Regions from separate parts of the Homo sapiens genome. Here region 1 is linked to region 2. A link is a contact called in ENCODE Hi-C or POLR2A ChIA-PET data. All regions are on one chromosome and are shown on one strand. Each heading gives the region's core, a stretch centred on a gene start or an enhancer-like site at or near the end of the contact. The rest is flanking DNA. Distances are from core to core; before and after follow the strand shown. Region 1 holds the start of BCAM (basal cell adhesion molecule (Lutheran blood group)). Region 2 has its middle 7.7 kb from the start of BCL3.

Region 1 (3,896 bases), core at 484-2,983, 68 kb after region 2:
AGTGATCAAGACATCCCTGGCCCTGCCCTCACAGGCTCACAGTCCACTGAGGGAGACAGACCTATCCCCAGCCAGGGACCCCCAGAGTGTGCCGGGCTCAGGTGGGGGAGCCCAGAGGGGGAACCTGACCCAGCCAGGGAAGGCAGAGGGGACTTCCTGGAGGAGGGGATGGTACAGTTAATCCTAAAAGGTCTTTCCCAATGTAACAGTTGCTCTGTAGGATGGATGCAGTGGCTCATGCCTGTAATCCCAGCACTTTGGAAGGCAGGAGGATCACTTGAGCCCAAGAGTTGGAGACCAGCCTGGGCAACATAGTAATACCCTGTTTCTATTACCAAAAAAATACAAAAATTAGCTGGACATGGTAACACAAGCCTATAGTCCCAGCTACTTGGGAGGCTGAAGTGGAAGGATTGCTTGAGCCCAGGCGGTTGAGGTTTGAATGAGCTATGATTGCGCCCACTGCATTCCCGGCTGGGCAACAGAGCGAGACCCTGTCAAAAACAAAACAAACAAACAAAAAAAACGTTGGTCTCCTGTATGACCAATGGATAAAGTAACCTTGACCAGTCTAATAACTCCCAGGCTGACCTGTAATCCAAGCCTTCTCTGTATGTCTGAGCAGGCAAAGCCCAGCTCCAGGGCTACCTCAACCCCCAGGCTGATCAGAAGCTTGGGTAACCTCTCCCAGTGTGGCCAGCGACCCCCCACCCTCCCACGTTCTGACCACTGTCCTGGGCAACTAGTGACATCTAGTGGGGGATTTTGTCCCAGTCTGACCTGGCCTGTAGGGGCCTTGGGCAGTCGGACCTGTGACCCACGCTTCCTAGCAGTGGCTGGACTCCTCCCCCTTCCCGCAGGTGCCCTGGCCTCTTCCCCTGCCCTCCTCACCTGCTCTGGCCAGTCTGACTCCTCCCTTCCCCACAAGGTTGGGAGGGAATGAAGGAGAGAGCGGGAAGGAGGAAGGGAGGGTGGCATTCCTGGGATTCCCTGGATAGGGGGAAGAGTGGGAGGGCCTTCCATGGGTGAGCAAGCAGAGAGGGCACCCCGTACCCCACCCCCAGCCCCATCATCGAAGCGGCCTAGGAGGACCTGGATTTGAAGACCATTGAAAATAAGAGATTAAACCGGTTGATTCCAGGCTACTGGTCAGACGAGGAAAGCAGCCCAGAGCACTGACCACAGGGGAAAACATCTCCGGGCATACTGGGAGCAGCTGCTGGGGGCCACTGGTCAGGCTGCGGGGGTCACTGGTTGGACTGGGAGAGGCCAGTGCAGGCCACTCGGACGGCACGCTTGGGGCCATTAGTTACACTGGGAGAGGCCATCGCAGGCCACAGGTTGCAGTGGGGTCCTCTGGTTAAAATCGACGATGCCAGCCCAGGCTGCTGGTCACAGTGGGGACGAGTCCCCAAGGCCCCTGGTCAGAATAACGAGGAGAAGGTCCGCGATTGCCTGGTGAGATCCCAGCTCGGGTCACTGGCTACGCTGGTCGATCAGGCCCCCCGCTGCAGGCGCTGGTCAGTAAGCCCGGACAGCTCTAGGCTTGGGGGCGGACGAGCCCCGAGCCTGGCCCCGTGCACTGGGAGGTCCGCTCCGGGCAGTGGGAGGTCCTGGCCCCGCGCCCGGGCATCGGGGGACGAGGGGGGCCTGGAGGGCGGGGCGGGGCGGGGCTGCCGGGGGCGGGGCCTCTGGCTCCCAGCCCCGCAGCGGCCGAGCTGCAGCCCGGGCTCAGTCTCCGCCGCCGCCGTGAACATGGAGCCCCCGGACGCACCGGCCCAGGCGCGCGGGGCCCCGCGGCTGCTGTTGCTCGCAGTCCTGCTGGCGGCGCACCCAGGTATGGCTCGGGCTGAGGGCAAGGTGGGACTGGGGAGAGGCCCCTGGGGACCCCGGGAAAGCGAGGAGAAAGGGCTTTACCCTGACCCCAGGAAGCAAAATGTGGGGACCCCAAGGAGGAGGGATATGGGAGTGTTGGAAGGTACGCCTTCCAGTGAGAGAGATCTGGGGACAGCCAGGCAGGAGAGCTGGGGATACCCAGGCGGTGGATCAGAGACAACCAGAGAAGTCAGCCCCCTTCCCACTCAGCACCCTGGAATCTGGGTCCCACCTGCCTCCTCCCTCAGACCCTGGAATCTGGGCCCCCAGCCCCTCTTTCCTCAGACCCAGGAGTCCAGGCCTCCAGTGGCTAGAATAGCTTCCCCCAGGGCACAGAGGATCAAAACCCCAGGGCTCTCTCCCTCAAAGGTCCTCAAGTTTTGAGAGGTCCAGGGACCCCTTAGAGAAGCGAGGACCATGTGTCCCCACACCAGCGATCCACATGTATTTAGGAGTTTCCAGAGTCCAGTATAAAGAACCCGCCTCCCTCAGGAAAGGGCTGGAGCACCAGCCCCGGGCAGTGACAGTGGAACAAAGTGTTTCCAAGTGACAGGCCCCCTTCCTGGGGCCTCAGCTACATTTACACACCTGCATGAGGATAGAAGGAGAGGAGGCCGGGGGCTGGGGGGTGGGGGTGGGGGTGCTGGGGACAGAGGGACAGAGAGATGAGAGAGATTGGGGAAGAGAGAGGAACTCTCTGCCTCCACTTGTCTGCAGATCAGACCCAGCCTTAGGCACCAGCCTGGACCCCGTCACCCCTCCCTGGGGACAGGCTGGGGCCAGAGGTGAGCGCTTGGGAATCCAGGCCCCTGGCACACTCATGGTCAACAGTGGGTCCCCAGGGGTAGGGCTGGGCCAGATTGAGCAGAGAAGGGAAGGGAGTTTCTAAGAAGCACTGAGAGCTGATGCCAGGATGCCAGCCCAGAGGGTGAGGGAGGGTGGTGGTTTTTCTACAATAACTACTCCACCAGGCCCCAGCCTCCTCTTCCCTCTGATCCCAGGAGTCCAGGTGCCCAGCTTCCCAAGATCCTGGGCCTCAACCTTATCCTTTTGCAAGATGACTCGACTTATCCCGTTTGCTGTTGTATCAAACTGAGGGGGGCCAAGAGGCGGCTGGGGGCTCTGGCTCCAGGCCGGGCAGGTCTCAGCCAGCCTGTCCCTCCCACATTCCTGAAACCTGCCCAGCCCTGTCCCCCCTCACCGCCCCCACACATCCATCCCGCCTAAGCTCCGGGCCCAGCCGCAGCCCACACCCCAGCCCCTCACTCATGGGAGAGCGGAAGAGACCCAGGGACTGAGTGGTGCAGGTGCAGAGAGAGGCAGAGACAGGGACAGAGATGGAGACCCAAGAGGAGAGACACACGCAAAGGTGGAGACCAGGATGGAGAGAAACATTTATCCATCATCACAGAGGTGGCCCTGCCCAGGGTGCTGGAGGCAAATGGCTGAGCCAGGCCTGGCCCTGCCCTGGGGGGTGGCGTGTGCTCTGTTGGGATAAGCAAAGGCTGGTGCAGTATTACCCCAGGAGTGTTCAGCGGAGGCCACAGGGCCCTGTGCAGCCCAGAGGAGGAGCCCTGAGCTCTGCAAGTGCAGGGAGAGATGGATTTGAGACCCAGAGATGCAGGGAGAAGGGATGGAGGGCGAAAGGATCTCAGGGAGGAGGGGCTGGGGCCTAGACTCCTGGGTCTGAGGGAGGAGGGGCTGGGGCCTGGACTCCTGGGTCTGAGGGAGGAGGGGCTGGGGCCTAGACTCCTGGGTCTGAGGGAGGAGGGGCTGGGGCCTAGACTCCTGAGTCTGAGGGAGGAGGGGACAGGGGCCCAGATTCCTGGGTCTGAGGGAGGAGGGGCTGGCACCTGGACTCCTGGGTCTGAGGGAGGAGGGGCTGGGACCTGGACGCTTGTGTCCTGGGGGAGAGGGGACCCTGTCTGGAGGGCTCTTCCTGTTGGTGTGGTGGATGATAGCTCAGTTGCTCTCTTGCAGATGCCCAGGCGGAGGTGCGCTTGTCTGTACCCCCGCTGGTG
Region 2 (3,614 bases), core at 982-3,481:
GAAACTGGCAGAGTGGGGAACAGACCAAGTGGGTCTGACTCCAGAGCCCCAGCTCCTTAGGAATGAGGATGAGGATGATGTACGTATACAGTCCTCATTTTCTGCCAGGCAATCCTGCCAAGGGCTATATTGCTGACTCACTAGCTCTTCTCGGCCATGGTGTTATTATTCTCATTGTCATTATTCTGTAACTCAGACAGGGAAACTGAGGCCCAAAGAGATAGATGAGTATGTAGCAGAGCCAATACTCAGTCAGGTTGTCTGACTCCAGTGCCATCATCACAGCTCAGCTCCCCCAGAAGACAGATGATTATACGGAATTGGGCATGCGAAAGATTTATGGACCAGCCTGGGAAACGTAGCAAAATCCCATTTCTGCAGAAATTTTCGAAATTAGCCAGGCATGGCTTGGTGCGGTGGCTCACGCCTGTAATCCCAGCACTTTGGGAGGCTGAGGCTGGCAGATCACCTGAGGTCAGGAGTTTGAGACCAGCCTGACCAACATCGAGAAACCCCGTCTCTACTAAAAATACAAAATTAGCCAGGCGTGGTGGCACATGCCTGTAATCCCAGCTACTCGGGAGGCTGAGGCAGGAGAATCGCTTGAACCCAGGAAGCAGAGGTTGCGGTGAGCTGAGATCCCGCCATTGCACTCCAGCCTGGGCAACAAGAGCGAAACTCCGTCTCAAAAAACAAAAAGAAAAAGAAATTAGCCAGGCATGATGACACACACTTATAGTCCCAGCTACTCAGGAGGCCGAGGTGGGAGGATCACGCCTGTGGTCCTAGCTACTCAGGAGGCTGAGGTGGGAGAATCGCTTGAGCCCAGGAGGCTAAGACTGCAATGAGCTATGATCGCACCACTGCACCTCAGCCTCAGCCTGGGCAACAGAGTGAGACCCTGTCTCTTACATACATATATATCTCTTAAATACACACACACACACACACACACACACACATATCTTAAATATATATATGTGTGTATATATATACATACGTGTGTGTGTATATATATACACACACATATACATATATATACACATATATACGTATATGTGTGTGTATATATATGTGTGTGTGTATATATATGTGTGTGTGTGTTGTGTGTGTGTGTATCTATCTATATATATATATATGCAGGGCACAGCACCTCAGAAAGGAAAGGAGGAAGCAAGAGGAGTGAGCAAGGGGGACTGTCAAGTTGTAATGCCCCCCCTACAGGAAGGCTCTTGCATTAGAGAAGTCCCACCCTGGTCAGAAATGGCTAGCACCTCTGAACCCCACCTGTCATTGGCTGGAGACTGCCCAGGAGACCATGCCCCAGCCGGTAAGCTGAAGCAGACCTCAAAGGAGTCAACTGCCAATGTCAGAGGCTGTCTGCTCTCTCTGCATGCCTGGCAGCAAGATCAAAAGTCCGTTTTTTTTGTTTGTTTTGTTTTGTTTTTTTAAATTTCTGAGACAGGGTCTCACTCTGTTACCCAGGGTGGAGTGCAGTGGCATGATCATAGCTCACTGCAGCCTCAGCCCCCCAGGCTCAGGCAATCCTCCCGCCTCAGCCTCCCAAGTAGCTGGGACCACAGGCTCACCACCACCATGCCAGGCTAATTTTTATATTTTTTTGTAGAGGCCAGGCATGGTGGCTTATGCCTGTAATACCAGCACTTTGGGGGGCTGAGGCAGGAGGATCACTTAAGGTCAGGAGTTTGAGACCAGCCTGGCCAACATGGCGAAACCCCATCTCTACTAAAAATACAAAAATTATCCAGGATTGGTGGCATATGCCTGTAGTCCCAGCCACTTGGGAGGCTGAGGCAGGAGAACCACTTGAACCCAGGAGGCAGGGGTTGCTGCACCACTGCACTCCAGCCTGGGTAACAAAGTGAAACTTTGTCTCAAAAAAAAAAAATTTGCTGGGCATGGTAGTATGTGCCTGTAGTCCCAGCTACTTGGGAGGCTGAGCCAGGAGAATCTCTTGAGTCTGGGAGGCGGAGGTTGCAGTGAGCCGAGATCACACCACTGCACTCCAGCCTGGGCAACAGAACAAGACTCTGTCTCAAAAAAAAAAAAAATGTACTTTTTTGTAGAGACGGGGTCTTGTTCTGTTGCCCAGGCTGGTCTCGAACTCCTGGGCCCAGGTGATTCTCCCATCCTGGCCTCCCAAAGCACTGGGATTAGAGGGATGTGCCGCCACACCCAGCCAACAGGTTTTTTCTTGAAGGGGGATGTGAGCTGCCTGTCTCTGTGGCTGCCACTCCCATACCTATATGAATAATAACAATCATTTTAAAATAATATCTTCCATTTACTGAGACTTTCCTCTGTGCCAGGCCTGTGCTGACGTGTGTGAATTCATTTGACTCTCACAACACCGCCGGAAGACATGCACTGTTTTTACCCTCATTTTATAGATGAGGAAACTGGGGCTCAGAGAGGGTAAATAAATCACCTGCCCAGGGTCACACAGCTGGTAAGTGACAGAACTGGGATTGGAACCCAAACAATTAGACAGGGCCCCATTCACAGATGAGGACACTAGCCCACTAGTACCTGATTGTCTACTGTCACCTCGCTGAGACCACTGTGACCTTCCTTCCTATGCCCCGCCTTCCCAGACCCCCATCCACCCACCCAGGGCAGATGCTGATCTCCACACTCCCCCCACCGAATCACCCCTCTCTGATCAAGGCAGCTGGCAGGGGCGGCGGAGAGGGTGGGGGGACGAGGGTGTCCAGTCTCCCTGGCCTGCCAAGAGAGGATGTCGCAATCCTCTGACTCAGCGTCGTGCGTGCAGACCCAGCAAGAGGCAGAAAGGGGAAGATTAAGTCTTGGCTTAGGCCCCAGATGGGCTGATTCTGCTCAATGCCAGGAGCTCCCAGAGCTGCCAAGGCTCCAGGGTGGGGAGGAACCAGGAGGTGCAGGCCATGCTCCAGGAAGCTGGCCCGCATTCACCCGTGGGGGTGGGGCAGAGCAGCCTCAGGGAGCGGAGCCGTGTGGACTTCCAGCCCAGGGCCCAGACTGGAGGCAGCCTGACCTTGGGCATGTCCCTTCCCATCCAGGCCCAGAGTCTCTGTATCCTTCTGTCTGCGGAATTCACTTGCTCTCCCTGAACCTCTCTGGAGGCTCTAGTGGTTGTTCCTCCTCAAGGGACTCTTAAGTCTAACTCTATTTTTTTTTCTTTTTTGTTTGAGACAGGGTCTTGCTCTGCCACCCAGGCTGGAGCGCAGTGGCACGATCTCAGCCCACTGCAACCTCGGCCTCCTGGGTTCAAGCGATTCTCCTGCCTCAGCCTCCCGTGTAGCTGGCATTACAGGCGCCCACCACCACGCCCGGCTAAGTTTTGTATTTTTAGTAGAGACGGGGTTTCGCCTTGTTGGCCAGGCTGGTCTTGAATTCCTGACCTCAGATGACCCTCCAGTCTCAGCCTCTCAAAGTGCTGGGATTACAGGCGTGAGTCACCATGCCCGGCCCCTTAAGTCTAACTCTATTCCCTCCTGCTGCAATGCCATCCTCTCTCCACGCACGGACCCTCCCCATACCAGGAGGCAGCAGAGAAGAGTTCCAGGGTGCGAATCTCCATGGGTGTCCTCGGACATATGACTTTCCCTCTCCAT

The links. Hi-C counts contacts between places; a loop is a spot of excess contacts on that map. ChIA-PET counts read pairs that join two places held with the same protein, here RNA polymerase II (POLR2A). Pooled maps may share reads with other maps.
Region 1: a pooled map shows a loop between it and region 2 (2.4-fold over the local background). The contact joins the promoter of BCAM here to the enhancer-like site in region 2. A Hi-C loop is called at or near these places in 2 of 50 pooled maps. POLR2A ChIA-PET finds 5 or more read pairs at or near these places in 10 of 52 experiments (A549, H1, HEK293 and 6 more).

The regions. Positions count from the first base shown.
Region 1 is chr19:44,807,370-44,811,265 of GRCh38, forward strand. BCAM (basal cell adhesion molecule (Lutheran blood group)) reads left to right here and starts at 1,734. Exons shown (of 15, transcript NM_005581.5): 1 at 1,734-1,837; 2 at 3,856-3,896. The coding sequence starts at 1,756.
Region 2 is chr19:44,739,205-44,742,818 of GRCh38, forward strand. No RefSeq gene overlaps it. Among named protein-coding and RNA genes, the nearest start is that of BCL3, 7.7 kb to the right of the region's middle. Within about 2 kb of position 2,232, at least 34 of the 41 ENCODE cell types and tissues checked have a DNase peak (open chromatin) inside an H3K27ac peak, as active enhancers do.